Regions from separate parts of the Homo sapiens genome. Here regions 1, 2, 3 and 4 are each linked to region 5. Evidence: chromatin loops called from intact Hi-C (ENCODE). Cell type or tissue: OCI-LY7. All regions are shown on one strand. Links, peaks and the distances in the headings refer to the core of each region. The heading gives the core; the rest is flanking DNA.

What was found. A loop is a pair of places that touch in the nucleus more often than their neighbours do. Peaks named below come from ENCODE experiments on the same cell type or tissue, not always from the same donor. Only the 100,000 strongest peaks of a DNase experiment are listed, where the experiment ranks them.
Region 1: a loop joins it to region 5, with 2.2 times the contacts of the local background. A loop is called at or near these places in 2 of 110 quality-filtered maps.
Region 2: it touches region 5 in a loop (5-fold over the local background); 30 of 110 quality-filtered maps call a loop at or near these places.
Region 3: it touches region 5 in a loop (6-fold over the local background); 26 of 110 quality-filtered maps call a loop at or near these places.
Region 4: a loop joins it to region 5, with 9 times the contacts of the local background. A loop is called at or near these places in 108 of 110 quality-filtered maps.

The regions. Positions count from the first base shown.
Region 1 is chr2:224,746,003-224,752,558 of GRCh38, reverse strand. No RefSeq gene overlaps it. Among named protein-coding and RNA genes, the nearest start is that of CCDC195, 33 kb to the right of the region's middle. In OCI-LY7, for the core only: a CTCF peak has its summit at 3,224 (motif pointing left); no DNase peak of the experiment used is centred there; H3K4me3 peaks cover 7 bases; H3K27ac peaks cover 1,203 bases.
Region 2 is chr2:223,967,575-223,974,000 of GRCh38, reverse strand. MRPL44 (mitochondrial ribosomal protein L44) reads right to left here. Exons shown (of 4, transcript NM_022915.5): 4 at 6,287-6,426. Among named protein-coding and RNA genes, the nearest start is that of MRPL44, 13 kb to the right of the region's middle. In OCI-LY7, for the core only: CTCF peaks have their summits at 3,331 and 3,535 (motif pointing left); a DNase peak (open chromatin) is centred at 3,530.
Region 3 is chr2:224,775,528-224,780,527 of GRCh38, reverse strand. It overlaps DOCK10 (dedicator of cytokinesis 10), which reads left to right. Exons shown (of 56, transcript NM_014689.3): 51 at 2,244-2,390. Among named protein-coding and RNA genes, the nearest start is that of CCDC195, 62 kb to the right of the region's middle. RefSeq lists an enhancer at 1,816-1,915. In OCI-LY7, for the core only: a CTCF peak has its summit at 1,910 (motif pointing right); a DNase peak (open chromatin) is centred at 1,917; H3K27ac peaks cover 588 bases.
Region 4 is chr2:224,354,567-224,361,122 of GRCh38, reverse strand. No RefSeq gene overlaps it. Among named protein-coding and RNA genes, the nearest start is that of FAM124B, 44 kb to the left of the region's middle. In OCI-LY7, for the core only: CTCF peaks have their summits at 1,141, 1,343, 3,363 and 3,567; DNase peaks (open chromatin) are centred at 1,332 and 3,542.
Region 5 is chr2:224,647,724-224,654,279 of GRCh38, reverse strand. All of the region lies in intron 2 of LOC105373909 (a long non-coding RNA gene), which reads right to left. Among named protein-coding and RNA genes, the nearest start is that of CCDC195, 65 kb to the left of the region's middle. In OCI-LY7, for the core only: CTCF peaks have their summits at 3,068 and 3,268 (motif pointing right); a DNase peak (open chromatin) is centred at 3,249; H3K4me3 peaks cover 869 bases; H3K27ac peaks cover 2,077 bases.

The sequences.
Region 1 (6,556 bases), core at 696-5,695, 98 kb before region 5:
GTTCTAAATTAGAATGACATAGCAGTGTGGAGCACCACTCTGGCTGTGGAGCAGGGTTGCACAGATGGAGGACTCCAGCTCCGTTGCTAATTGCCTGTGTGGCCCTAAGTGAGTCTCCTCAGCGAGCTTCAGTTTCATTATCTGTAAAATGGTAATAATAAATACACAAATTTTGAAATTGCCCCAATTTTTCCATAGAACTAATGGTTTTTTCAGTAAATATAAAAATTGACCCTCTTGGTCTTAAAGCTGAAAGTTACATCTGTCTTCTCTGAGTTCCCTTCTCAGAAAACAGATTCACAGGCCTCCCAGATAGTATCAAGGAACTGAAACTTACCAGAACTGAAACATGCAGACAATGAGACCCCTCATCCGTCATAATTCCCTAACTGACCACCTGCTTCCTACTGACCAATCCTCTTCCTTACCCCTCCCTAATTCCTGTTTTCCCACACATAGTTACATTCCTTCCCTCACTATATAAACACCTAATTTAAGTCGGTTGGGGAGCCCAATTTGAAACCTACCCACCATCTCCCAGCTGATGTCAACTGCATTAAAAAGCCTTTCTTCCCTGGCAATACTCATTGTCTCAAGGACTGGCTTTCTGTATAGTGAGCAACAGGACCTTGGTTGAACCCCTGGTATTTGGCAACAGTTTCACCAGGTTATTAAGAGGATTAAATGAAATAAAAAACACAAAGTCCTTAGCATAAAGCCATACAACAGTAAGCATTCAATATTTGTGAGATCACTCATAATTGAGATATAATTATGAAGATGGTACCAAACAGAGCCCAGGTGAGAAGCTCAGGGTTATGACTTTAAATTGTTTTTCTAATTATGTTTATTAAAAGAACTATACGGGCCGGGCGCGGTGGCTCACGCCTGTAATCCCAGCACTTTGGGAGGCCGAAATGGGCAGATCACGAGGTCAGATCAAGACCATCCTGGCTAACATGGTGAAACCCCATCTCTACTAAAAATACAAAAAATTACCCGGGCATTGTGGCACGCACCTGTAGTCCCAGCTACTTGGGAGGCTGAGGCAGGATAATTGCTTGAACCTGGGAGGCGGAGGTTGCAGTGAGCCAAGATCATGCCACTGCACTGCAGCCTGGGCAACAGAGCAAGACTCTGTCTCAAAAACAATAATAATAATAATAATAATAATAATAATGATACAAATAAATGAATAATAATGAATGCATAAACTAGGAAATGGGTAACTCATGTTGTCTCCTTACGTGGCCTCCAATGAACAACCTAGTGCCAGCTGGTAAACCTGGGGTCGTTTTCTTATCTGCCAGATTTCTCAGGGCGGAAACACATCTACTAAGAGACTAGCAGAGTGCACACTGCATTGTGGGCACTTGGGAAGTGTTCAAAGCACAGAAACATTACTCATTATCTGTAAACGTCCCTAAGGAAAGATGCTAGCTACTATTTTTTGCCTTGGATAAGCCCTCTGAGATTGTCCATAAAAGATTAAAGTAGAATTTCTGACAAAGAAAATGAACACAAAAAAGACATTGCTCTGTGGTAGGCAGACCTATGTAAACCCAGCCACAAAGGCCAAGGAAGTTAAGAGGCCAAAGAAAGAGGCTGACAAATCCAGTTTCTCAGAAAGAAACATTTAATAGTGACTTACAAATAAAAGCCATAGTTTCCGGTGGTGATGAGGCAAGATGGTGGATCCTGGCACCATTATCCCCCAGACCCAGGGCTTCTATATGATAGGGTAGGAATGTGTAGGACAATTGAAGTCAAAGAAAGGCACGAATGTCATGTGACTCTCACTAAGGGCAGTATTTATGGTCAAAGTTGTTTTGACCTAAGGACAGATTTACTCTAAGCATATGCTCTTATACAAGGAACAGTAGATAAAATAGAAATCTTAGAGGCATTCCCAGAACTGGGGTTAATCAGAAGTCAACATGGTGACTAGCATCCAAGATGGAGTTGCTTTAGTCTCCACAGGCATGCTTTCTCAGGTCCAGCTGGATAAGACAGTCATTTGTGTAAAGATGTTTCCTTTTTTTAGTCCATGACGTCAAAAATAATTTAAGATTTGACTTCTCTGCTAGAAGGTCAACTTGATCTTTCTTAGTGACAAAAAAATTGGGAAGATGTAAGGTTTTGTGGTATTTTAAAATTCCTAGAAGATATGTAAAAACAAGAAAATGTATAATCCTGACCTGCCACTTGCATTAAAAGCTGAGATTGAATCCTTTGAGCTGGAGAGTAAATTTAAAAATAAATAAATGAAATAATGTTGATATTGGAGACTGATTGAATGGATTAATGTTCTCAGCAATCATATGCTGTAATTAACACCCCCAAAACAGCTCAAAGATGGAATTTATAGCTTTTCAGAGCAATGCTGTGAAATAACTAAGTAGAAATACATATATGTATACATGTATTACTCTGAAAGAAATATAAGACAAAATTCAAATGGAGACGATTAGGACATGGGGGAGCAAGCAGAAAGGAAACCTAAAGTAAACTATTCATTTAGTCCAGGCGCGGTGGCTCATGCCTGTAATCCCAGCAGTTTGGGAGGCCAAGGTGGGCAGATCACTTGAAGTCAGGAGTTTGAGACCAGCCTGGCCAATATGATGAAACCCTGTCTCTACTAAAAATACAAAAATTAGCCAGGCATGGTGGCTCATGCCTGTAGTCCCAGTTACTTGGGAGGCTGAGGCAGGAGAATGGCTTGACCCGGAAGGCGGAGGTTGCAGTGAGCCCAGATCACGCCATTGCATTGCACTCCAGCCTGGGCAACAGAGTGAGACTCTGTCTCAAAAAAAACAAAAACAAAAACAAACAAACAAAAAAACTATTCATTTACTAGTTTATTCCAAAGACCAACCCATGCACATCCACATGCAGGGATAGTATGACAATTTTGACTAGAGAGCAAGACTTTATGCCATCACAATGAGTGTAAAATAGAAGAAATGAATACAAAAATGACAGACTGCTCCAACCTAGTTACATTGTACTTGTTGGATTTTAGATTAAACAAATTGGAGTAAATAACTTGATGCCATATAGTGTTGCACGTACTTGCAGAAGAATGGCAGAACTTCCAGCCAAAAGGCTTTTTACCACACTCCAGACACTCCAGGATAACTTGGGAATCATCTCTGAGGACTCCATAAGCTGCATGGAATCTATTACACTTTGACAGAAGGTTGGTCTAGGTTGTGCCCTCTGGTGGTACTTTAGGAAATTTTGAGGGATTGGGGGAAAGAAGAATGGAGAGAGAGAGGAAAGGTAAAAAAGAGAAGGGCAGAGTATAGGGTAGAAGTAGGGGATGGATTCCTTGAGTGCCCACCATTTACACCATGCCAAGCAATTTTACCTAAATGGTCTCATTAATCCTCTCAACTCCACTGTGAATAGGTATCCTTAGCCTCATTTCATGGCTCAGGAAATGGAGGTCCAGGGAAGTGAAGAAATTGGTTCAATATCACAGTATAATAAGTGACAGAACAAGGTTATTCTCAGTTCTCTCTGCCTGCCCACTGCTGTTCTGCAACTTACCAGATGCCTGCACTTGGTTGACCCTAAACCAGATTCCTCAACAGGTCAACAGCAACCCACCTGCAGTGACCATTTCACCATCACCCACTATGTCATCAGGTACCCTTCCTGAGGGCATTCCCCATCCTGCAAAGGACATCCCTGATTCCACATGAGGTTAAGGAGACGCTGCTGCCTACCCGTTTCACTCTAAGCAAATTCACATAATGATGTTTTTCACCCTAAATGCCAAAACCCAGAGTTTTTTACAATGAAAAATCTCTTCTGAGTAAACTTGAAGTCTACTCTGGAAGGTAAATTTGTCACTGGAGGGCTGATAATGAACTTAAAGTTACTATACTGGACATAGATGTTTTAAAAGATACTTCATTCAAGCCAAGTCTGCTAAAGCCTATCGAAAAACATTTTGACTTATTTTATTTGAAAAGAAAATTTGTGTTCCCTTTCAATGGTATGCCTTTCTATAAACGGAATTGCTCACATTTTCCTCTATTCCAAGAACCGCATACAGTAAACCTTGAGAAAAAATATTTTTCTCCGACTTCCTTTTTCTTAGAAATCTATTGTCCATTTTGATTTTCATTCTCAGTGCATAGCTACTTACATTTTGTTTTCCAATTCTCTTCTGGGATGTGTTCACATTCATTTTGGTAGCCATTTTAGTTTGTCTCCTGTTGATCTTTGATTTTATGTTTATTTCCATCAGACATACTTCATTCTTACTTACTTCTGAAATTGGCATTTATGCCAGAGATGGCTAGCTGCCTTCCCAATATCTGTTTTGCTCTTCTTTTCCAGTAACGCAACCATGATTTTATTCAAGGGATGAAACTGCTGAGACAAAAGACTGTATTTCTCATCCAACCTTGCTGTGTCTATGTGATTAAAGTCTGATCAATGACATATAAGTGGAAATGTCAGGTGACACTTCTAGAAATGCTCCTTGACAGAGCGCCAGACAGCTGGCCCAGGCCCTTTTTGTTCTTCCTCACTTCATTCCTCCTGCCAGGCGCGTGAGCCTGAGCCCTGCTAGCCATCTTGGACCAGAGGAAAGATTGTCAGTCACACATTACAAGTGGCAGAACAGACAGGATACCAGGTCCAAGATAACAGTGGAGTGCTATGCCAGTCTTACACTGCCTATTTCTGGAGAGAAAAAAAGGAAACTTAAGAACTCATCTCGTTTAAGCCTGTGTTGCTTCTAATGTTGTTACTAGTATCTTTACACAATTGTTAATAAATGCAATCTTCCTGGACTCCCCTGAGGATATGGAGTTCCTTTCTGGAAACTACAGATAGACGAAAGATACTTAATTTTCATCTAATACTTCGAGATATGACCAGGTGAAATGTTCTAAGGTATTAAAAGTCTGATTAAAGACAAATCCTATGACAGTAAATTTAACTTTGAATCAAACTTCTATAATACCACAGTACTACAAAAACTGGCAAATAAAATTTCAATACAGCAACTTAAACACCATATTTTTTAAAATATTCATTGTCTCAAGGGCTGATGATGATCTATATACTGAAAAATATTAAATACTGGGTCATGGCTATGGACCTTGGGTTGCAAGAACTAGCTTAGGAAAAACAAAGTATTGGTTTACCTAACAAAAAAGTGCAATAATAGACCCACTTTCCAACATGGCTGGATCTTCAGGAATCTGTCTCTCTTCAGCTCTCAGCTGTGATTTTCTTTTTATTGGTTTTATTCTGAGGCAGGCTCTTTCTATATGGCTGCAAAGTCAACCACTAACTGGTCCAAGACTATAGTTTACCAGCTTAAAAAAACAGTGGAAAGGCCAGGTGTGGTGGCTCACGCCTGTAATCCCAGCACTTTTGGAGGCTGAGGCAGGCGGATCACCTGAGGTCAAGAGTTTGAGACCAGCCTGGCCAACATGGTGAAACCCCGTCTCTACTAAAAATACAAAAATTAGCCGGGCATGGTGGCAAATGCCTGTAATCCCAGCTACTCAGGAGGCTAAGGCAAGAGAATTCCTTGAACCCATGAGGCAGAGGTTGCAGTGGGCCAAGATCACACCACTGCATTCCAGCCTGGGGGACAAGAGTGAGACTTTGTCTCAAAAGAAAAAAAAAATAAACAGTGGAAAGAAGGCACTTTTTCCCAGATGTAATATACTAGATTATCATTCAGCAAGTATTCATTATCTCCCCCTCAACTTTCATGAGAGCCTTTGATGTCAATATTGGTCACACGATTTGCTTTGGCCAACGGAATATTAGTCGATGTGACATGAGTTTGGCTGAAATAGGCTTGCACAGTGGGACACGGTCTTTTACACTTTGCTTTCATCGTTAGAGGACTATGCTTTGAGTTGAGTAGCTACTGGCCCAGGGAGGATGAAGGACACATGGAGCAAAATTGGAGCCAAGCCCAGCCCATCTTACCATGTGTAAAAAATAAATAAATAGTTTTCAACTGAGATTTGGAACGGTTTCTCACACAGCTTATGTGAGGCAACAGCTGATTGATGCAGGTGAAATTCCACCAAAATTGTTTAATCTCATTAGCTCAGGTCAGTAGTTCTTAAGGATGATCATCGGCATTGCCTGGGAACTTGTTAAAAGTGATCAGGTCTCACCCCAGACCTACAGAACTATACACTCTGAAGTAAGGGACCAACGATTTTTGTTTTAACACGTGGTCCAAGTGATTCTGATTTCCTATCAAGTTTGACACCCACTGACTTAGGTTATATGCCCATCCTTAAACCAATCTCAGTGCCTAAGGATTCAGGCCTGGAGCTGTAGGATGGCTCAGTGGCACCAGAATTACCTGAACTAGGGAACAGAGTCTAAGAGTGGACATTTCCGACAAGTCCATAGGTGATGCTGATGCTCCTGTTCTAGGGACCACCCATTTGAGAACCTCTGTTGTAGGCTATGGGTGTGGCAGGAATAATTCCCTATTGGAAAATCAGCATCTGTTAATAAAAGAAGAAAGAAACAAAAGAAGAAGGATGCTGGCCAGGGAGCA
Region 2 (6,426 bases), core at 1,427-6,426, 680 kb after region 5:
GATGACAGGCTTGAGCTACCGCGCCCGGACTACATTTTGATATCTTTAAGTCAATGATCTGTAGGCCTTGTCTTACTTCAAAATGATCAAATTTATGGAACCTCCTTTCCCTGAGGGAAATTGAAATAAATTTAGACTTAGAGACTGCCACAAAAATTACAGGCCTGTGATAGATCATTTTTGCTGTGTAGACATGTTTTTTTTTTCCTAAAACTTTTTTTGAGAAATTTAAAATTCCATTTCCATTTTGACACCTAATAATTTTTTTTTTTTTTTTTTAGAGATAGGGTCTCAGTATGTTGCCTAGGTTGCCCAGGCTGGTCTCAAACCCTTGGACCTCCCAAAATATAGGGATTATAGGAGTGAGCCACTGCACCAGGCCTCTAATCATAATGTTATCTGCAAACATTAACAATGTATTTGGTGTGATGCAGAATGGTGATTTCTCATTTTGCAAATTTCTCATTTAAGTCATACCATCACTCCAAGGTCTCTCAGTTGCCCAGGCTGTAATGCAGTGGTATGATCATGGCTCACTGCAGCCTTGAACTCCTGGGCTCAAGCAGCCCTTCTGCCTCAGCCTCCCGAATAGCTAGGACTTATAGGCACGTACCACCACACCTGGCTAATTTTTTTTAAAAAATTTTTTTGTAGAGATGGGGGTCTTTGCTGTGTTACCCAGGCTACTCTCAAATTCCTGGCCTCAGGCAGTCCTCCAGCCCCAGTATATGGACATGTTTGAGCAAATAATGTATCTTATAGATTAGATGTCACACTGAGTTTGAACAAGAGAGAGGCTGCAGTTTTCCTAAAGTAACAAAATGATAGACGTTTGTTAAAACTGAGACAAACCATCAGTGTAGTCACTCTTTTGACAGGTCATGAGATGGGTACTTCCGATTCTGCCTTGGTCACTGTGGAGGAAGAGAGTAGGTACCGACCCAAATACACTGAAAGCTCTGACTTAGCTGGCCTTTCACTCTGTCCTAAAAAGGAGAGGTGACAGGAAATTTTGAAGCAAAAGAAAATCCCAATCACAACAGAAGTTTACAAAGAGGCCCAAGGGAGTGGCCTTTGTACCGGGAGTGCTGTTTTCTGAAAATGAAAAACTGAATAATACATGAGATTCACATGCAGGGCGGGTACGAAAGAGCAGGGATGCAGGCGTTTCCCCTGGGCCAGCAGAGTAGCAATTGCCCACTTCCTAAGAGTGATCAGTGGTGACAGCTGGGAGAGAGGTGAGAGCTCGGTAAGCTGGGAAGTGACTTCTATGTCCTTGACCTCCTGTGAATGTTGAAAGACACTGTGTCATTTGCCTACTGAGAGTCGGCTTTGGGAGGCCCAAGAGTGGAAGACACTACTGGCTTTAAAGCTCCATTTCTCTGGGGATTCCCAAACTGTGCCTTCGACCATCTCTTAAATCTTGAAGAAAAAGAGAGATGTGATTTAAATGAGAAATTTGCAAAATGAGAAATAGCTGTTCTTCATCACACCAAATGCATTGTTAGTGTTTTCAGATAAAATTATTATTAGGTAGCAAAATGGAAGTGAAATTTTTGATTTCTTGGTGCCATACCTCCTTCATCTAAGTTTATGATCCCACCTTGACCCTCTCTTGAATCTTGAAGATAAAAATAGAGATGGTGTGATTTAAATGAGAAATTTGCAAGATAAGAAATCACCGTTCTTCACACCAAGTACATTGTTAATGTTTGCAGATAACATTATTATTAGGGGCCTGGTGCAGTGGCTCACTCCTATAATCCCAATACTTTGGGAGGCCCAAGGGTTTGAGACCAGCCTGGGCAACCTACTGAGACCCTATCTCTTAAAAAAAAAAAAAAATTATTAGGTGGCAAAATGAAAATGAAATTTTAAATTTCTTAGTGCTATACCCCCTTCATCTGAAGTTTATAATCTCTTGCCAAAGGTAAAGTGAAGAATGGCGGGCCTCCATGCCTATCCTTCCTAGACAAAAAACAATAAAAAAATCCCAGGACCAAGAATTGAGTCCTGGTGGCGGACTGCCAGGAGCCTCATGAACATCACTGTCAAGTCAGTTCATCTGATGACGCTCAGCTGATTTTTTTTTTTTTTTTTTACTAGATTTGTCTTATTAACTGTGTAAGTCTATTGCTAAACGTCTCCTGGCCCTTACTGATATGTCTTCATGTGAAGATGCTGACATCAATAGTTTATGTACAGGAAACATTGTCAGAAAGTCAAACTCTTCCCCTCTCGGAAATATCCTTCTCTGTCAATGACCTCTTTACTCATGTCTTCTGCAAAAAAGAGGATCAGAATAGAACAAACTGAGTTCATTTGAAATTTGAAAAATAAAATAGGGACAGGGTCTTGCTATGCATCACAGCTGGTCTCACTCCTGAGCTCAAGCAATCCTCTTACCTTGGCCTCCCAAAGTGCTGAGATTACAAGCATAAGTCTCCATGCCAGGCCTTCATTTGCAATTTTAATACACAACAGCTCAGGTGAAAAGATACTCCTTGAACTCCTCTGAATAATCAAATAATGTCGTTCTTCCTCAATTGAAGAAGGAATAAGTTAATGTTTTCAACTTTCCCAATTGTTTTTCTCCCAGAAAGTTTTCTTAAACCATTAGTCTTCTGTATTAGTAAACACTAATAGGCAGGCAGATAAATGAACAACAAATAGTCATGGAAAGCACAAAGACCACCAATGCCAAAACAGCTTTCTTTTTTCAGGAGCATGTGTGATTGTGATTTTTGATTGTATAAGTTCCAGGAAAAATTGTTATTAGTTTGCATGATGGGATTAGATCTAGCAATCATTCTTGGTATTATACAGAGAGAACCATGGCTTTCAAGTAAGTGCTCTGATACTCAACCAAAGTTAAGAGACTCTAGGTCCCAGAGGACAATAGTTGAGGGACTTTGCAAACTAAGGCTGGGGGAAATGGAACAGGGATGAACTGAGGGGAAGAAAAACAAAGTGGGCTTAGGATGAAGAACGTGGGCAGCATGCTGGCAGCTGAGCATCCTCAGTGCATACCCCTCTGCTGAGGGCTGCTGTGAGCTGGCCACCCTGATGGGAAGACTGTCTACGTCTGGCTTCAGGAACTGTCCCGATGGACACAGGATTCCCTTGCCTCCGCAGTGCATCTTCTCCTATCAACAAAAGGAAGTAGGAAGAAAGAAACACCAAGAAGAGGCCTGCAAAAAGGTCTTCTAAAAGTTTTATCTATGGCAGCCCTGCACTCTTCCTTCTTTCCGGTGAATAGAAAAGAGCTCAAAAATCCATACCTTCACATCTCAGGTGAATTGTTCATACATCAAATTCTTGTAACATCCAAAGGCGAGGGAAGAACAAGGTGAGCTGGCTCCTGAAGAAGTATTCATGGAATATTAGAGCCGAAAGGGGCCTTGAAAAGTCATATTTCATGGTAATCCTGTGCCATATAGACATAATCTTTCCTGTATCGGTAGAAAATAGGTTCCCCATAATGGCCAATTCACATACTAAATTGTGCAATAGGATTACAGCACCATCTTGTGGCCAAAATCAGTACAGCTCTGAACACAAAAAGCTCCAATTTGTTCCATTCTTACTTGGAGTTTAGTGTTAGTTTCCAGTTTACTTTCTTGTGACCACATACAACACTTTGAGAAAAATATTCCTCATTATACATATGCATATAATAAAGAGTATGAATTTAAAAGAATAGGGGTTATGTAATTAAGTCTGTAGACATTAATGTTACATTTTTGGCTAGAGGATTTTTTTGGTACAATTATACTTTGGGCACAGGGAACTGGAGAGTGGGAAAAGGTGGAAAAAGTCAGAATTTCAAAGTAAATGACTAATGTCTTCCTCTGGTGTGAACCTAAATTCAAATGTCAGTGCTTCCAGTCTTATGACTGTCTTCTCAACATGGACGAGGCATTAGTCAAAGAGCTAGTCCTTCACATGGTCACTGAATGCTCTTGGTCACATGCACCATTTGATGACATTCTTGTACCCACATGTTCCTTCTACCCACATATCATACTTATGCAGTTAGGCTCATAGGACAAATAGCTACTCAGAGACTGGTTCCAAATTTCAAGCTATATTTGATATGCAATTGAAAATGTATGTCAATTTTTCTAAATTTTCTACATTTCTACCCTATTTTAGAGGGTGCTTTTAAAAAGTACAACAATTTAAGTTCAAAGAAGGCTTTACTTAGAAATATGTTGAAATTACATTCTACATAAGGCATATGGATCTCTACTTGCAAAGTAGTTTTATGAACTAGAGCCAGACTTGTCCCACATGTAAATTTGGAAGCATTCAAAGTTTAAAAGTTTGAAAACCTAAAAGGATAGTTCCCCTCTAAGCTTGCAGGGTAAGGTCCTGCAAACTCCCCTGAGCAGGAGAAATTTGGGAACGCACAATCAGCACTATTTAGCGGGGGGGGGGGGGGGGCGGGGAGGGGGAAGAAAAGGATTACTGGGTTTGCAAATGAATTCCCTAGACTTTCTTAATGTTTACCTTAAAAAAAATTAGAATCATACCACAGCTAGATTCTGCCATCTCACAGATGCTGGATAAGTGGTCAGAAGACATGTCTTTTGCTTTCCAGAAAAGTTTGTCATATAATCTCTTTTCTCCTACAGTGCCAATGAGATGCTTATCAAATCATGTTTACTTGTGAGTAACACATATAAATGGCATTTTACCACTGGTTTTGGTCCTCTATCCTTGTGTTCCATTACTAGGAGTTGAAGTTAACTCTGAAAAAAAGGTAAAATATAGTTGACCCTTGAACAATGCAGGGATTAGGGATGTTGACCCCTCATGTAGCAGTAAATCTGTATATTAACTTTAAACTTCCCAAAAACTTAACTCCTAATAACCTATGGCTGACTGGAAGCCTTACTGATGATATATTAATAAATAATCAATTAACACATATTTTATTATATAGATTATAAACCTTATTCTTACAACAAAGCTAAAAATATTAAAGAAATCAAAGAAAATATATTTACTATTCATTAAGTGGACACGGATGATCAAAAAGGTCTTCATCCTTGTCTTCACGCTGAGTAGGCTAAAGAGGAGGAGGAAAAGGGGGATGGTCTTGCTGTCTCACGTTGGCAGAAGCAGAAGAAAATCTGCATATATATACTGATCTGCACAATTCGAACCCACGTTGTTCGAGGGTCAACTTTAACTCACTTTTAACCTGCCAATTCAGTCAACTAGTTAATTTTTCAAATTTTCCCCTCCAAAAAGTCTCTGCTTTACCTTTGGGAGCTATAAACCCTGTAAGATAACTCAAGTTCCACTTTCCTAGCCAGGCTCAGGAAAGGCATTTCAAAGTTCCTTCATCTTTCTTTATAAAAAAATGTCAGGCCGGGCACAGTGGCTCACGCCTGTAATCCCAGCACTTTGGGAGGCCGAGGTGGATGGATCACGAGGTCAGGAGATTGAGACCGCCCTGGCCAACATGGTGAAACCCCGTCTCTACTAAAATACAAAAAAAATTAGCTGGGTGTGGTAGCACGCACCTATAGTCCCAGCTACTCGGAAGGCTGAGGCAGGAGAATCGCTTGAACTCAGGAGGCGAAAGTTGCAGTGAGCTGAGATCGCGCCACTGCACTCCAGCTTGGGCAACAGAGCGAGACTCTGTCTAATAAATAAATAAATTCATGGCAAATGTACTGTTGGTTTTAACATTTTACCTCTTTTCTATTCTCAACTCGTAGGTCCTGCTATTCTTGTTAACCCCTGGGAGTGACTAATGGAAGACTCAAACTAAAAATTACTGTTGCCAAAGTTTTTAACAAATGATAAATCAAAAGGAATTTGCAGTTAGGGGATTATTGAACTGACCACAAAGGATTAGAAAACCAAAACCTCTCTACTGAATTAAATGTGTTCCAATACTTACAACACTGCTTGGTACATACTATTATTATGACTAGAATACTAAATTGAACTAATACTGGCTTTATTTTCCCTTCACCATTAACATTTTAAGCTGTTTTTGAGTTTCAACTTCTTAGAAAAGGCAATTTCTGAAAAGCATAAATTTGCCTTTTCCTGCTATTTATAATAGAAATTGAATAAGAAACATACTAGAAGTATACATAATTTTAAACTTAGAATTTAGGGATCATGTAAATAGCTGCCTACTTATAATCTGTACTATGCATTTCCCAAAGAGTTTTAACATTACTATTTTAGTTAAAATTGTATTACAGAAGCGAAGTTCATCAACCTCCTGCCATTACTGGGTATATCAAATTAAAATGCAATGTTAACATGTGGAGAAAAAAAACTTTATTGGTATTACAGCAAAAAATTCACATAAGATACATAAATTATGATACCTCAAAGCTAGACGCAAATAAAATACACCTAATTATACAAATTCTATACAATTAAATCAAGAACATT
Region 3 (5,000 bases), core at 1-5,000, 130 kb before region 5:
GTGTCTTTGTACTAGTTTTCACACTATGGTGAAAAAGAAAAAATCTTTTCCTGAACCTTAGAGACATTTTTCTACTTGAAATTGAAGTTGCAAATGTTGCTTCAGCTTTAGCCCCATGAGGATTCGCCTGAAAGCTTCAGAAGCCTTATTTCTCTGATGTGTCAGTCTGTCAATTGTAGCCACTAACTCCTGACCTTGAATCAGACAAAACTCCACAAAGACAGCAACAGAAAAAAAACATAGCAGGCTGGAAGTCATGTGGGAGTGGAGTCAGACCTCACTACCCCTACAAAGTCTACAGGAATGACAGGAGCTGCTTTACATGCTTTCAACATCATATGACACTTTGTAGCAGTTTGGGGTCAAGGCATTTATAATTACTTGCATTTTGTCTTGAACATTTCTCGAAGAAATTGTTCAATAAAAACATCTTTATTTAAAGCCGTGGACTATTTTCCAGTTATGCCTGGTACACATACGCCTTTTTAAGATGTGTGCCCTTTAAGAACTCTTTCATTCATCTGCTTGTTCAACAAATAGAGTGACCTCCTCCTAAAGACCAGGCATTGTGCTAAACACTGGGCATGCAATGTTGAAGACACATTTCCCACCTTTAGAAAGCCCAAAGTCAATTAGGGAGATGTGCAAGGAAGCAGGTGATTACCTGATTGCCAAGAATTCTGCTATGGAGTAGACCTTGTTCATTGGCTTCTGCAAAGGTACAGCCACAGCCCACTTAGAATAAAAATTACCCTGTTAAAGATGATCCTATTTACATGTATGAAAGTGCTTTTGAAGTATAAAGCATCATACAGATGTGAGTTTAATCAATATTCTTATATTGTCTCACCATGAAAAAATAATAGCACTGGAACACTTTGCCTATGCTTTTTTTAACAATTAATATTTTTAAATAGTCAAAACTGATTTTTTAATATGGGTAAGTTTCCTTTTGACATCCAGTGTCTTCACCCAGACCTCAAAAGGCATTTCCTTATGGGTCAACTCTACAATTAGAAGAAACCAGATATAGCCTGTAATCCCAGCACTTTAGGAGGCCGAGGTGGGTGGATCATCTGAGGTCAAGAGTTTGAGACCAGCCTGGCCAACATGGCGAAACTCCACCTTAATTAAAAACACAAAAATTAGCCGGGCGTGGTGGTACACATCTGCAGTCCCAGCTACTTGGGAGGCCAAAGTAGGAGAATCGCTTGAACCCAGGAGGCAGAGGTTGCAGTGAGCCAAGGTCACACCTCTGCACTCCAGCCTGGGCAACAGAGCAAGACTCTGCCAAAAAAAAAAAAAGAAACCAGATATCCTTGGGTTCTTAACTCCGAACTTAATCTAGTATTCTGAGGCCACATGTATTCCACAGGAAATATGCTTCTGTGTCTCTTCAAAGAGAAGGAATTATAAAGATTGCTTCACTTAGTTATCTGCAGCTAATAGAATCTTCCCTTCCCCCTGCTTCAAACCAGACAAATAAATTAATAGAGGCTAAAACCTACTTGCTCTTGTGGAATAAAAATGATGATATGATTGCTATTTTTAATCCTATAATGTCTTCCTTTTCAAGAATGTAAAAGATCTCTTAGTAAGGTGAATTGCATGATTAAGTTACATATAGGTAAGTTTCAGGAGGTCCCTGAAGTCATGTTGATGTAAAGTTATTTTTTAAATAGCAGTACTTGGGAGCATAACACATGTAATTTCTGTTACGACAACTACATAAAGTGTTGTGGTTTTTCATCTAAGATTATGTGGGATGCACGTCAGCCCATTTAAATAGCTTTACATGCCATACACCATTTCTTATGTTAGTTTCAAAGACTTACAGGAGATCTTATTAAAAATGATACTGACTGCTCTTTGAATGCTGCCAAAAATTGCTCCATATTTCGTGTTCTACCCCAAGCTGCCACAAGAGGGCATTCTTCCCCCAAAATATATGCAAGTAGGTAGTACCATTGAGTTCTACAAATAGAGAAAATAATATTTGTAAGATATTTCATGAGTTTCTTTGGCCTGGCTAGGAAATATTTACATTAATGTCTGATTATAAGATGATACTTTATTTTCTCACTGTGTTTTCTTCTCCGATTTTGAATTTTATAGGGTGTTAACCAATGGATTAGATGACAACCAAAAACTGTATATGTTTTTTAAGTAAATGGCTTTTTGTTTTGCTTTTGATTTATGATTAGCATTGTCTAATAAAATTGGTGGTTCATTATGTTCCATAGGGCTTTTTTGAAGAAGAAGAAGGTAAAGAGTATATTTATAAAGAGCCTAAGCTGACAGGTCTGTCCGAGATTTCCCAAAGATTACTCAAGCTCTATGCAGATAAATTTGGAGCAGACAATGTGAAGATAATCCAGGATTCCAACAAGGTAGAGGAAAATCAGTATTCATGCAAGTGCTAAGAATTGACTGAGTTTTTTATTCTTTAACTACATTAAGTTTTCATTTTCTGCCTGACGATGCAAAGTAAACTACAAAAACGATTTTAGATGTTTTGCTTGTTTGCCTGTTGGTTGGTAATTTGAGGGGAGGAGGGTCAAAAACATTATATGTGTTTATTTGGGTAACTTTTAAAAAGAGCTTAGTAAATTCTCTACGTCTCCATTGGTTATTTGCATTTGAATAGCAATCAAAGCCTGAAAGTAATTGGGCTCAGTGGTGGAATTGGAGAAAACAGCAAGTTGAAAATATTTATTCAGTTAAGGAAGTCTTCCCAGGCGTATTAGTCAGGGTTCTCTAGAGGAACAGGACTAACAGAATAGATGTATATATGAAAGGGAGTTTATTAAGGAGTATTGACTCACACGATCACAGGGTGGAGTCCCACAATAGGCTGTCTGCAAGCTGAGGAGCAAGGAAACCAGTTTTGTGTCCCAAAACATCAAAAGTAGGGAAGTTGACAGTGCAGCCTTCAATCTGTGACTGAAGGCCCAAGAGCCCCTGGCAGATCACTCGTGTAAGTCCAAGAGTCCAAAAGCTGAAGAACTTGGAGTCTGATGTTAGAAGGCAGGAGGCATCCAGCACAGGAGAAAGATGGAGGCCAGGGTCTTAGCCAGTCTAATCCTTCCACATTCCTCTGCCTACTTTTATCCTAGCTGTACTGGCAGCTGATTTGATGGTGCCAACCCAGATTGAGGGCAGGTCTGCCTCTCCCAGTTCACTGACTCAAATGTTAATCTCCTTTAGCGACACCCTCACGGACACACCCAGGAACAATACTTTGCATCCTTCAATCCAATCAGGTTGACATTTAATATTAACCATCACACTACGCCATACTTTACATTACATTACATTACATTAACCTTTGAACATTCAGTTACCTTCCTCTTGGCTCCAGAAAGCAAATACTTACCTCTTCTTTTAGATTACTCAGCATCTTCTTACACACTGTCGTTCAGTTAGCCAACCTCTATCAAATGCCTGCTGAATGCCAAGCCCAGAACTGAGAGATGAGGCGCACAGGGTCTTTTCCTTCTGGAGCTCACAGTTCACATGGGGCTAAGAAGAGAAGGACCTGTGCAAACAGCCAATTAAATAGATTACAATAAAGTGTCACCAGAGAGTCAAAGTCCAAGTTGTACAAGGAAAGCTCAGGGCAGGGACCTTCCTTAACAGCTCATTCTTAGTTGGGCAGCATTACATAGAAGGGATGATGTTTGAGTTAGTTTTCTGGAAGCAAAGGGCATGCTGAGAAGCCCAGCACATGCAATGATGGGGAGGAATGAAAGAGGGAGATATGTTTAGAGAATGGCAGGTCTTTGAAACACAGTTTGGATAGAAGAGTGTGGCAGAAGATGCAGCTGGAAAAGGTGGTTTGTGCCCAATGGCATACAGTTCTATTGGGCTACAGAAGAGTTCTTTTTTTTTTTTTCTGTCCTCTTTTACAAGCTCAAGTTTGGAGGCATCTGGGCATGAAATCCTTGAGTCTGGGCAGAAATTTCTGTGAATGTGTTCATCATTCTCCTTCTTAGCTATAGTCACCTTCCCCAGGAAGGCAGGCAGCTGGAACTACTTTATTAGTGGCTCTCCTAGGTAGAAAGTATACACAGAGTTCCTGGGGCAGCGTGGGGGGATGAGAAAATGCCAAATTTGGTATCAGAACAACTTAAGAATTCATTCCACCATCCCACCACTTATCAGCTGATGATCTTAGAGAAATTAGCTGGTCACTCGAAACCTCTATTTTTGATGTAAAATGGTTACAATTATACCCGCCTTACAGTGTAATTAGTAGTAGCATTACAAAATAAATTCAGGAGGTCCCTCAAATCTCTGGGACTGGATAGGCAGTGGATGGGTAGACAGATGGAGAAAATTGGAAGAAGTTTTAAAATTCTTTGAGGTTTCATTAGAAAAGCTGAGAACTCCAGCTCTTCCAACTCCAAGGGAGAGCAAGTGCAATTTCCTGGATTTTCTTAGTACCCCCAGCCTGTCTTCCTTGCTATTTGTCAAACTCACTCACCAAAGCAGTTTGTTTAAAAAAAAAAAAAAATGCATGGGATGACTTGTTACAGATAAGAGAAGGAACCTGACCTTAAAACTATAAAATTTTGCAATCATGTAATAGGCTTATCAGCTAATCTGCTAAATTAAACAAGGAATCTCCCTCCTCGGCACAAGCCCAAAGCCAGTGGCCTCAGTCTAGATACATGGGTAAAATCATAGAGGGACCAAAAGATATTTTTTAAAAGTTTTCATTTGAATTACTCTCAAGAAGCTTGCATTCTAGGGCTGGGTGCAGTGGCCCTTGGCTCTAATCCCAGCACTTTGGGAGGCCAAGAGGACAGATCTCTTGAGGCCAGGAGTTTGAGACCAGCCTGGCCAACAGAGCATAACCCTCTCTCTACTAAAACTACAAAAATTAGCTAGGTGTGGTGGCACATGCCTGTAATCTCAGCTACTAGAGAAGCTGAGGCAGGAAAATCACTTGAACCCAGGAGGGGGAGGTTGCAGTGAGCCGAGATCGTGCCACTGCA
Region 4 (6,556 bases), core at 705-5,704, 290 kb after region 5:
TAAGTGGATTCTTGTTTGCGTAATACTTTATTGATCATAAAAATTATCTTTAAGTGGAAAAACAATAATCCACAGAAGCAGTTAAACTATATAATAGAAGGATAAAAAATTTCTAAATACTTTTGCTAATTTTCATTCCTAGTTAAACTTTATGCCAAGCAAACTTGCAACCTACTAGATTGTCACGAGGCCAAGTTAGTTGGCAACAAAATGTAAGTTGCCCACGTATATAATTGAGCTCTCCAACTATAACAAGTTCTCATGTTTCATTTCACTCTTAGAAGGAATTGTGTGCAGTATTGACTCATAATTTGTTCTACTGGAGGCTAAAAAGCTTGTCAGGTGGCAATGATTTACTTGAATTAATCAAGAATGTACTAGTTTAAAAAAGTGATTTTTAAGTCTTTATAAATCTCCAAATTAACACTGAATAAAGAAATGTAGAACATATAAAAGGAAATAAAAATGTTGGATTCTTTTCTTTTTCTTTCCTTTTTTTTTTGAGACAGAGTTTTGCTCTTGTTGCCCGGGCTGGAGTGCAATGGCACCATCTTGGCTCACTTCATCCCCTTCCTCCCAGGTTCAAGGGATTCTCTTACTTCAGCCTCCCAAAGTAGCTGGGATTACAGGCATGCACCAACATGCCCGGCTAATTTTTGTATTTTTAGTAGAGACAGTGTTTCACCATGTTGGCTAGGCTGGTCTCAAACTCCTGACCTCAAGTGATCTGCCCTCCTTGGCCTCCCAAAGTGCTGGGATTACAGGTGTGAGCTACTGCGCCCAGCCTAAAAATGTTGGATTCTATCCACAATGGAAATCTCTTCCCAGAATTAATCTCTCCTTTTCCTACCCTCCCATATTTCCTTGTATCTCTGTAATGGCAATGATCACAGTTTGTCTTATAATCTATGCTATGTTGCACATGTACCTGATTCCTCTAAGGAGTAATGAGGGGTGATGAAGACTAAAGATTATTTTAAAAATTATTATATTCTCTAAATTACACAGTAGAATGTTTAGTTCATAAGAGATGTTACATAATAATTCTATGCATTATAGTTGGCCATCATGTCTATGGGTATAAATTTATTCTAATCATGTTGAAAATATCAATATTTCAAAACTGTCTTGAACCTTATTAAAATGTTTTAAAATGTAGATTTCATTATTATTCAATTGTGAATATTATTCATACTTATATTATGATTCAATTGTATATAATTTAATTATGGTGAGGCCAACAGATCAGGAGACAACTGCCAGACTGCCATTGTAAAGATAGCTATTGCTCACAGCTCCTGGTGGAGGGGGCATGCCACACCATTCACGGCCACATGGGAGAGCACTAGGGCAAGTCAGGAGGCAGAATTGGTGAGGGGAATAGTGGGCGAGGACCTTTATCCTGGTTTCCCTGGTGGGGTGGGCTAAGCAGGCTTAGGATTGGCTAGTTTGAATAATTCCAGTGAGCTCTGGGGTGGAGGGACTGCGTCTGGTTGTCTAGTATTTGGCCCTGGGGTGATTAGGGCAGGGGAATATTGGCCTGAGTCTGAGGGCCCTATGACAGATGCTAAAGGAGGTGGCTGGGTGTGGGCTCTGGGGTCGTTGCTTGGCATCTGAAAGGTGCACTTGCAGGTGAGTCCTTTACTATCTCTAGAAATTGGCTGGCCTGATTCAGGCAGTCTGTCTAGAGTCAGCAAGGTCCTAGATGTCAAAGCATCAGAATAAAAAGACACACTTAATACAAGTGCGGAAACTGCTGCCCAACATATAGAACAATCAGAATAGGAACGGCTAACACGCCCAGAACATGTGATTTGTGCCTGGCCTCGTGCCATGTGCTGTGCACCTGTGAACCCAGTTCATTCCCCACGACCCTCGGAGTTGTGCTGTTTTAACTTGCCCAGCAGTATTCTGCTGGTAAGTTTCTAAATTAGAAATTTAGAAATTTCTAGACAGTCTGTCTCTCAAGAACCAAAAGGAAACAGATCTTTTTTTTTTGAGACCAAGTCTGGTTCTGTCACCCAGGCTGGAGTGTAGTGGTGTGATCTTGGCTCACTGCAACCTCTGCCTCCCGGGTTCAAGCAATTCTCCTGCCTCAGCCTCCCAAGTAGCTGGGACTACAGGTGTGTGCCACCACGTCTGGCTAATTTTTTGTATTTTTAGTAGAGACGTGGTTTCACCATGTTGGCCAGGCTGGTCTCGAACTCCTGACCTCAGGTGATCTGCCCGCCTTGGCCTCCCAAAGTGCTGGGATTACAGGCGTGAGCCACTGTGCCCGGCCAGGAAACATTTTTAATGCAGGTGGCATGGGGCGGTTCAAAGAACATAGCATCATAGAGAGGATGAGCTTAGCGAGAAGGTGAGTGCAGAGTGGACTATGCATTCATCCGAATGGAGAGAAGAATGAAAGAATATGTTTCTAATGAATGAAATGTATGTACACACAAAATTTCATTAAGCTAAAAGAAGTGTATACTCTTAATGATACTCCATTCTGATGTTTGTTCTCCATTTGTCCAAATGAACTCAAATTAATTGCCTTACATTAAAATGTACTTTTCATTTATTTATTTTTAATTTTTAAAATTTTTTTATTTTACTTTTTGAGACAGAGTCTTCCTCTGTCACTCAGGCTAGAGCACAGTGGCACAGTCTCGGCTCACTGCAACTTCCACCTCCAAGATTCAAGTGATTCTCCTGCCTCAGCCTCCTGAGTAGCTGAGATTGCAGACACGCACCACCACGCCTGACTAATTTTTTTGTGTTTTTAGTAGAGACGGGGTTTTGCCATATTGGCCAGGCTGATCTCAAACACTTGACCTCGTGATCCGCCTGCCTCGGTCTCCCAAAGTGTTATGATTACAGGCATGAGCCACCGCGCCCGGCCAAAATGTACTTTTTCTTAAAGAAAAATGGAAGGGGGTTGGCTTCAGCAGTGGATGGGTTTTGCCGGTTTCCCCAGCCAAAAGTCTCAAAGTGTTATGGCCACTTGCAGGTCAGAGAGGATATCCCTTCTGAGGGGTCAGAGTAGGGACAGGATGCGTGGAGGTGATGTGATGGTGGGAGGTCCACTTTAAGCCAGGCCACCTGCAATTCTGTCATTGGGAGCACAAAGATGGAGAAAATGAGGCTGGCACCCAGGCCACTGCAACTGGCCTTAAAGAATCCCTACCATTTGTGGTAATTTGTCACAAGGAAGCCAATTTTAGACCATCTGCATCTTGGAAAATTTCAAGACCATGTCTTATTGGAGCTATATCCAAGCCAGTGTAGTCTGAGACCATGCCAGGAACCCACTCAAGAGTCCATCTTGTTCTAGAAGACTAAAACACGTGTCGAAGTAACCCCGCAAGGTCTATATCAAAACCAAGAATCCTTGGGCTTCCTGTAGCATAGCATTCAGTAAATATTTACCCAATTAATTCCGTTTCATTGAAGAAATCTTGACCTGCACAGGGAAAAGGTGTCACACATCCACAATGTACACTCTCACTGTTTTAATGAGTATTTGCAAGTTCCCAGGGCCTTGGGTGCATCTGTAGTAAATGAGCGGGGTACTATCGCCACCTTGCGATGAGAAATGGAAGTATTTTCATTCTGAGAGTTGATTATGCAATGCTTCATTTAAATATGGATTAGTTTCTGTCACTTGCTTTTGATCAGTCCTTTCATTTTCATGTTTTGTTGCCTTACATATATTTACAAGAATTTGCACTAAATTAAAAAAAATCTGCACTAACCTAAAGTTGGTGAAAAACACCCTCAAACCTTTTGAAGCAAGGAAGGGGCCACTGTCGCTGTCTCTACAAGTCCCTAGCCTATGTTTATTCTCAGATGGGCTGAACATAGCAGATTTGGGGCCAAATACCCAAAATACCAGGACATCTGTTGTAATTCCTAGGAACTTCTGACCATTTTAAGCATTCCTTCATAGGTAATTATTACAAATTTCTCTGTGTTTGTCAAAGATGATTGGTGCTACCTCCTATATTGATTTTACTCCTTTTTTTTTTTTTTTTTTTTTTTTTTGACGGAGTCTTGCTCTGTCGCCAGGCTGATCTTGGTTCACTGCAATCTCCACCTCCCGGGCTCACGCCATTCCCCTGCCTCAGCCTCCCGAGTAGCAGGGACTACAGGCGTGTGCCACCATGCCCATCTAATTTTTTGTGTTTTCAGTAGAGACGGGGTTTCACCATGTTGGCCAGGATGGTCTCGATCTCCAGACCTCCTGATCGCCCACCTCGGCCTCCCCAAGTGCTGGGATCACAGGCGTGAGCCACCGCACCCGGCTTCTTCTTTTTTTTTTTTTTTTAAATGAATGAGAGGATTATCTGTTATAAAATCGGGCTACATATTTTGTAAACCTTATCTACAGAGAACATTTCCAACCACTGGAAATTAAAATAAGCAAAATATTACTAACAGGGAAAACTTCACATTGATTCTAAACTAACATAAACCTTTTTAAAATGTATCAGAAACTAGCTTGTTTTACCCCCCAAAATAGGACGTTCATAGATTTTAAGGGTGATCCATCTCCCATGCAATATTCAATCATTTTATTCTCATGAATTGCTGCACGGGCTCTGTAATTTGTCTGCCTCTTGAAGGCGCTCCATGTGGCTGTGACACTATTTTGGAGAGAGGTTGCTGTTCTCATAATATTTCCTCCTGGTCTTTTATTATTCCTATTTCACTCTTCTCATCACCCTCTCACCCCGTCCTTGCTAGCACCCATAACTTTTAAGTGTTATTTAATATTGAGCAGGAAATATGCTTTGTTGAACATGGAAAGAGTGTGTATTTGTAGGGGGCAAAAACAGGCCTTTTTGCTTTTTGCTTAAAAATAAGAATCTAGGTCTTGTTTGCGGCAATAATTTAGATAAATAAAAAAATTAATCAGGATCCTAAAATATGGAAGGTACCTGGTATTTAAAAGGAAGAGTTGCCTGACAATATCTTAAACAGCTCTATAGTCTTAATCTTCTGGGGAGAAACACGAAGGAAATCAATCAAGAAATTATATCCTGAGTCGTGTTAAAACCACTCCCTCCTATTCTAATATGGCTCATTGGAACCCGAGTGGAAACAGGACTGGGAAAGAGGGCTCATTTCGCTACTCCAGAACAATACTTGGCTGATGGAGTCCTTTGGGTTTCCTGAGGGTATGAATTCAGGGCCCTGCTCACCCTGTACATCCCTCTGTCAGAGCGAGGTGGATATCCTGAGTATGATCATTGATTTCTGGACCTGTGCAAAGACAGCATGTCTTAGGCCCTCCTTAGAATCATGTCCTCCTATGCCTTAACACGATAGCATCCCTTTTGGGTTCTAGCTCTGAAAAAGTACGAGCAATTGAGAGGCCAATGAGGGCAGAATTCTCACATCATTAAAAACCCCCAATACCACCCTGACCTTTGAAGATTTAACCTTTGTACAGCCCCAGCTGAGTTCTTGCTGGTTAGGAGGTGCTAAGTGGACACATTTCTCCCAGGCTGTTTGAGGAGGCTCTGAATGCCCTGGGGAGTTAGTACACAGCTCCCACTGCACACCCACAGGCTCAACGGGTGCTCTTCAACTTCCCATGTGGTTTCTTATTGTCCCAACTAAATGAGAAGCTCTTTCATGGGCAGGGAAGTTGTCAAGTCTCTTTAACTCTCAGGGAAGCTCAAGAAATTTATGGGAACTCAATACATGGTTGGGACTGATAATCAGATACAGAATGAAGAATGAGGAGGATGGAGGAGGAAGAAAAAGAGGAGGAGGAGAACAAGAGGAAGAGGAGAACAAGAGGAGGAGGAGGAGGGAAGAAGGAGGAGGATGAGGAGATTTGAGGGATAGTTCTCAATAAAACCCGGGGCATCAGAAGAGTGAAACAGGGAGTCAATGTTCAAAAGCCCTGAATTGGAGCAGAACGATCGCACCTACTGTGATCTTGTCATCTTAGGTTTGGGGTCTTGGATTATCCACCAGCAGACAACAAAAAGTGAGGCAGCATTGTTCGTAGGCTAGGAAAAAAGTCAAACCAATTGTTCCAAAGCTGGTAATAGAGGAGTTTCTCAGCACATCCCTCCTGCTCTCCCCGCACCCCACCCCGGGCTCCCACAGCCCCCGGGGAATCATCAGCCCAGGGCGTCCACATGGAAGAACCGGGTCAGAGGCCACTAATAGACTAAGAGGCATTGCTGATGGCAGAGTTCCAGATTTCCGCCTTTTCCAGATTTAGGCATTTTTATTTTGCAAGAATATCCCCACAGAATGGTGATCAGGCACATCTTAAATTTCTGACATAAAGAAGCCCAGGGGCCAAGAATGCCTGGGAGGCCCTACATCAGGGCGGTGATGGTTGCAGTAGAAATAGCAGCAGCACCAGACAGCACCATTCCAGCCAAGGCAGCCGTGGCCTGAGCTCCTGGGTGGAGGCTGCTGCTGCTGCTCCTCTGTTCCTACGTTCAGAGTTTCATCCCCAGATGGAGGCGATCTGCTCCACCGTCGACAGAGAAGGATGAAAATGACCAATGGTTCCAACAAAAGCTTGACTGTTTTAGTAATGATA
Region 5 (6,556 bases), core at 621-5,620:
GCAGGGGTAACAAGTAGATACCAAATTAGAGCTCTTCAAGCTCAAGGCTGTTAGTTTGCTCTTGTGAGTGTCCTTTAGTTTTTTTTTAATTAAAAAGATTTTTTTAAATCACAGACAAGGACTCATTCTGTCACACAGACTGGAGTGCAATGGCACCATCACAGTTCACTGCATCCTTAATCTCCAGGGCTCAAGTGATCCTCCTAATTCAGCTTCTGGAGTAGCTGGGACTACAAGTGTGAGCCACCATGCCCTGCTAACCTTCGTTTTGTTTTTTTAAGAGACAGGGTCTTACCATGCTGCCCAGGCTAGTCTCAAACTCCTGGCCTCAAGCAATCCCCCTGGGTGGCCTCCCTAGTGCTGGGATTACAAACGTGGGACACTGCACCTATCTGTGAATGTCTTTTAAAATCAGATCCACAAGAAAATAATTTTCCAGCCAAATTTTGGCAGAATACAAACCTCGGGGAAAAATGCAACTTGATGACCACTGGGTTCAACGCCAGCAACAGGAAAATCACACTGCATCAAACTATGGGTCTGACTATAGTCTGCCCTGTGAGACCAAGGTCTTTGCAACATTAAGTATCCCGGATTTAGACAAATGCTGCTATCCATTATGGTAGAGTATTACTTTAATCATAAGAATGTACTTAGTTTTTATTGATTTCAGAACCTTATGGTTCCTCCAAAGGTGGACCTTATAAAATAAAGTAAAAGATAAAAAGTTTGGAGGATGCACATTTATGACATTATGCAGTTTTACCTTAAGCCATTGTTTGGTTGGCCAGTAAATTTCACACTGAGATTAGTTTAGTTAGTCTTAGAGAAAATATAATGTGCAGTATGATACAAGATGGGTAGTGTGTGTGTGTCTGTGTGTGTGTGTGTGTGTGCATGTGTGTTTGCTTCTTAGGCTCTATTATCACAAAATGTATCCCAGCCCTTTCATAAGTATTAAATGCATAAACTAAATCTATAACTATTATCCTTTCTTTTTTAAAAGTAACTACATCGGCTGGGCGCAATGGCTCATGCCTGTAATCCCAGCACTTCGGGAGGCTGAGGCGGGCGGATCACAAGGTCAGGAGATCAAAACCATCCTGGCTAACACGGTGAAACCCATCTCTACTAAAAACACAAAAAAAATTAGCCAAGCGTGGTGGCGGGCACCTGTAGTCCCAGCTACTCGGGAGGCTGAGGCAGGAGAATGGCATGAACCCGGGAGGCGGAGCTTGCAGTGAGCCCAGATCGCACCACTGCACTTGAGCCTGGGTGACAGTGCGAGACTCCGTCTCAAAAAAAAAAAAACAAACAACAACAACAAAAAACTACATCAAACATAACTCATCATATTGTGTATAATTTCAAATGCTTACTAAAAGCTACATGAATTTATCACCAAAAAGATAATATATACAAATTTCAGGTTAATAATCATTTCATCCAACATTCTTTAATATCAACAGAGACAATTCCAGGATATTGTTGAATGATACTGTCCTTCATTTACATGGCCTATTAAGGAACGTAAAGGAGAAAAAATATTTGACAACATGCTATTAATCAAATCTTGTTCCCTAAAAGTATATGCAGGTCTAAATCCTTGATGTAAAAAATACTTATCTATGCATCTTGTTAAATTCAAGTCAGTGGTCCACCATTTCTTTGCTTAGCCAAAGAAGAGACTCTTTTCCTCCTGGTTATGTATATCTGTGTCCTGAGTTTTAAGTGCCACATTTTTCACGTCAGTTTCACATCCTGCCTTTAGGCTCTCAGACTTGTACTTCACGGATGCTGTAACTCTTGTTTACTGATTTTACTTCACGGATGCTGTAACTCTTGTTTACTGATTTTATGCCTTACTCCTAGAATTTGTGATCTTGTAAGACTTGCCAGCTAAGATCCAATCAGCTTTCAGCTCACTTTCTGTCAGGAACCAAAAACCATTCAGAAATATGTTATCTTGGCCAGGCGAGGTGGCTCATGCCTATAATCCCAGCACTTTGGGAGGCTGAGGCAGGTGGATGACTTGAGGTCAGGAGTTCAAGACCAGCCTGACCAACATGGTGAAACCCCATCTCTACTAAAAATACAAAATTAGCTGGGCGTGGTGGCACACACCTATAATCCCAGCTACTTGGGAGGCTGAGGCAGGAGAATTGCTTGAACCTAGGAGGCGGAGGTTGCAGTGAGCCGGATCGCGCCATTGCACTCCAGCCTGGGCAACAAGAGCGAAACTCCATCTCAAAAAAAAAAAGAAAAGAAATATGCTATCTTAAAAGAAGGGTGATTTTTTCTCCTCTTGAATGCAGTTTTCTAAACATGATGATGGTAAACAGTAGAAAATTAAGTGACAGCGACTACAAAGCTCCATTACTTAACTATTACCAAGTATCTGCATAGATAAAAAGATTCAATAAGTGAAACATTTGCTTTCCATCTTGTTTACAAGATATAAATCACATTTCCCTGAAAATTAGCTTCCAGTACTGAAAAATTGTTAATATTGAAGTGAATGCATTAGAATTTCAGTGATCCAAGTGAACTAATACAAATATCTTCAGTGAATGCCATTTTCATAATGAAGTAAATTCTGAATAAAAATATCCTGCTTAAATTTAGATGCCAGTTTTAACCCTGTTCAGGCATTCAGAAATATGTTTTATTAATTACTACTATAATTACATTTTCAAAAATATTTCTCCTGTCTTTTATCCAAGTTCCCAGAACTTGGGCCTTGCCTTTCTTACCCTTAACTACATGCATTTCTCTAACTGACTTCAGGACTTTCATAAACAGACAGTATAAGAAGAGTTCAAGCAAAATTTTGTGGAACTAGCATTTCAATACACTCTGTCCAGTCTTGATGAATTAATCAAACTATGGTAAAGTTAAAGCAATCAGTCTTGCAGCCGTGATGGGAGTAAACAAATAGAAATACCCCCAACTGCTGATTAATTATTGCTTCTTTCGTTTATTGCTCCTGAATCTCCTGCTTATGAAAAAGGTTGACAAATTAAAGATTTGCTGCTGTATTTAGTGTGATGGGGAAGCCTGAGAAGGAACGTAAGCTGGATTGTCAAATTACCTGAATTATACTAATTATTTCCAAGTGATAAAGTCCCTTCCCCTCTGCAAAACTTTAAATTCATCTCTCAAATGAAGAGTTTCGTTCAGCTCCAAAATCCTCATGAAGGGGAACCTCATCTGCCCAAATCTAGTCCATTTTGCAGGTATACACTCCTTATTTTGACCTCTAGAGGGCGATCCTTCCTAATCTTAGCAGGATCTGATTCTACAGGAATGAGTTGAGACTAACCAAATCCCAAACTAGAAAGTAATCTCTTTGGAAAACCACCAGGAGGGAAAATTATCACTACTGCTTCCAAGTTCCCTGTGACATACCAATCACCTGGTCTCCGTTTTCCATACTATGCCTTTTTCTTTTTCATTCCTTCATCCATAAAACGAAAGTGTCAAGAAAAACTAGGTCTCTCAAAGCCCCTTCCAAGTGTGTAAATTGTATCATCGTCTTCCTTGGGTGACTTTGTTTCTTGGTACCAAAATAGCAAATGCTGTTTGCTGTATATCAAAATATTAACTCAATAGGTATCCGGTCTCTAGCTTACTCTTCCTGAGTTTTGTTTTGCTTAATTTTGCTTTTAAGAACAGAGGTAATATAGAAGCGTTTTACTACATGCAATCAAAAAAAAAAAAAGATCATTAGTGATGTCTCAGGGCAGGTGAGCCCCAAAGCTGGGGCTCAGCCTGGGAAGGTTTTTTGGTTTTGCTCAGGAAAGAATTCAAGAGTGAGCTGGTGATAGAAGAAAATGGCTTTATTGAGGCAGCAGTGCTAACAACTCAGTGACCGCTTCTGCAGAGCAGGGCTACCCGCTAGGCAGTTACGTTCAGAGGAGCAGCTCAGAGGCAGCTCTGCGTATATATTTATACCCAATTTTAATTATATGCAAATTAAGGGGCATATTATTCATAAATTTCTAGAAAAGAAGTGATAACTTCCAGGTCATTGCCATGGAAAGGGGTGGTAACTTCCACGTGTTGTCATGGCAGTGGTAAACTGTCATGGCATTGGTGGGCATGTCTTATGGAGAGAGGCTTATGTTGATTCTTCCATGTTTAACTAGTCTTTAATCTGGTCCAGAGTCAAGTCCTGCCTCTTATATGTGAGACATGTGCCACATAACAAATTATAAAGGTGACCATATCTACATAATTATAGACTCATACATTACATAATAAATAATTTACAAATAAAAATTTCCTTTGTAAATTTTTTTTTTGACACAGGGTCTCACTCTGTCACCCAGGTCTCACACTATCATCACAGCTCACTGCAGCCTCCAGTTCCTGGGCTCAAGGGATCCTCCCACATCAGCCTCCCAAGTAGCTGAGACCACAGATGCACGCCACCACACCCAGCTAATTTTTAAATTTTGGGTAGAGACGGGGTTTTGCCATGTTGCACAGGCTGATCTTAAACTCCTTGAGCTCAAGAAATCCACCTGCCTTGGCCTCCCAAAGTGCTGGGATTTTACAGGCTTGAACCATCACACCCAGCCTCCTTTATAAATTAAATTAAATTCATTATGAATTAAAGTTTCCAAAGTGCCAAACCATTTTCCAAGGGTCACCTTATTTTAAATTGGCAGAAACAGAATTTAATCTCACAGTTTCAAAATGTTTATCTGAGATTTGCTTGCTAATCCATCCCCATCCTATAATTCCACCATGAAGCTCCCTGCAAAACAAGAACTATCATCTACTAAGCCCTTTCTTTGTACCAGGCACTGTGTTAGGCACTTGACCTGAATTATATCACTTAATCCTTACAATTCAAAGATGTGTTATTATCCACTTTACAAATGAGGAACCTGAGGCTCAGGGACATTAAGTGACTTGCTCAACATCACTCAGTTAGTAGATTTAACTAGAGATCAAGTCACTTCCATCTAACACAAAGTGAATCCATTTTCTTGTCCACTGCTATCTTGCCGCTCTGCAAAGACTGCCCCCAAAGCGTCTCCAAATCTGTAAACTTTTAAGTATAGTAAGTTCTTACTTAACCTCGTCAATAGATTCTTGGAAACTACAACTTTAAGCGAAATGATGAACTGCAGGTCTTCAAATAACATCATTTTGTTATAACATTAATGAGAACAAAATGGTTTTGTTATACCTCATTTTGCTTAAAGTTGCAGTTTTCAAGAACCTATTGACGACACCAAGTGCGGACTTTCTATAGTCCGTTCTCATCCACTACAGTCCTCCACTCTACCAACTGAGCTATCAAAGGCATCACTTGTACTCCTTCCTTCACTTGTACACCTTTCTTTCAAAGGCAGTGAGGATAATTCAAAGGAATCTCAGGAAAAACAAGAAATCAATTTTCTCAATTACTCCCCCCCTGACAATACTGACTCGTGGTTTAGAAAAATTCTAGATCCTGATTTCAGACTGCACAATACATCACAAATTCTAGGGCTAAATTGCCTAGCTTGAAGTTTGACTCCTCCCTTACTAGCTAAATTACTTTCAATTATTTACATCCTCTGGGCCTCAGTTTCCTCATTCGGAAATTGGTTAATAAAATACATTTCACAGATGAGGCTTAAATAGCTATCTGTAAAGTACTTACAACAACATCTGGTAAGTGCTCAGTAAATACCAACCCTTCCTATTTTTGTCTGAAACAAAAGAGAGAAAGAGGTTTAATAATGGGAACTATGAAAGAGGATCACCAACTTGGGAAAAAAAACGTAAGGATGTCTACTTCAATTAAGTGTAACAATTAAGACTTTTTAAAGACCCTGTGTAGGCCGGGTGTAGTGGTTCACACCTGTAATTCCAGCACTTTCGGAGGCCGAGGCGGGCAGATCACTTGAGGCCAGGAGTTCAAGACCAGCCTGGCCAACATGACGAAACCCCACCTCTACTAAAAAAAAGAAACAAACAAAACAGAAATTAGCAGGGTGTGGTGGTGCACACCTGTAATCCCAGTTACTGGGGAGGCTGAGGCATGAGAATTGTTTGAACCTGGGAGGTGGAGTTTGCAGTGAGCTGAAATCACGCCACTGCACTCCAGCCTGGGTGACAGAGCAAGATACTGTGTTAAAAAAAAAAAAGAAAAAAAAAAAGACTGGACGCGGTGGCTCACGCCTGTAATCCCAGCACTTTGGGAGGCCGAGGCGGATGGATCACGGGGTCAGGAGATCGAGACCATCCTGGCTAGCGTGGCGAAACCCTGTCTCTACTAAAAAAAAAATACAACAAAAATTAACTGGGCGTGGTGGCGAGTGCCAGTAGTCCCAGCTACTGGGAAGGCTGAGGCAGGAGAATGGCTTGAACCCAGGAGGCAGAGCTTGCAGTGAGCCAAGATTGCGCCACTACATTCCAGCTGGGCAACAGAGCAAGACTCCATCTCAAAAAAAAAAAAAAAAACCGTGTAAATATTTCAGTTTGGATTTGGTTTCTGTTGGGTTCTTTTGGGTAATATGACTTCCCTGGCTACATAATGAGACTTTATAGGAAAGCG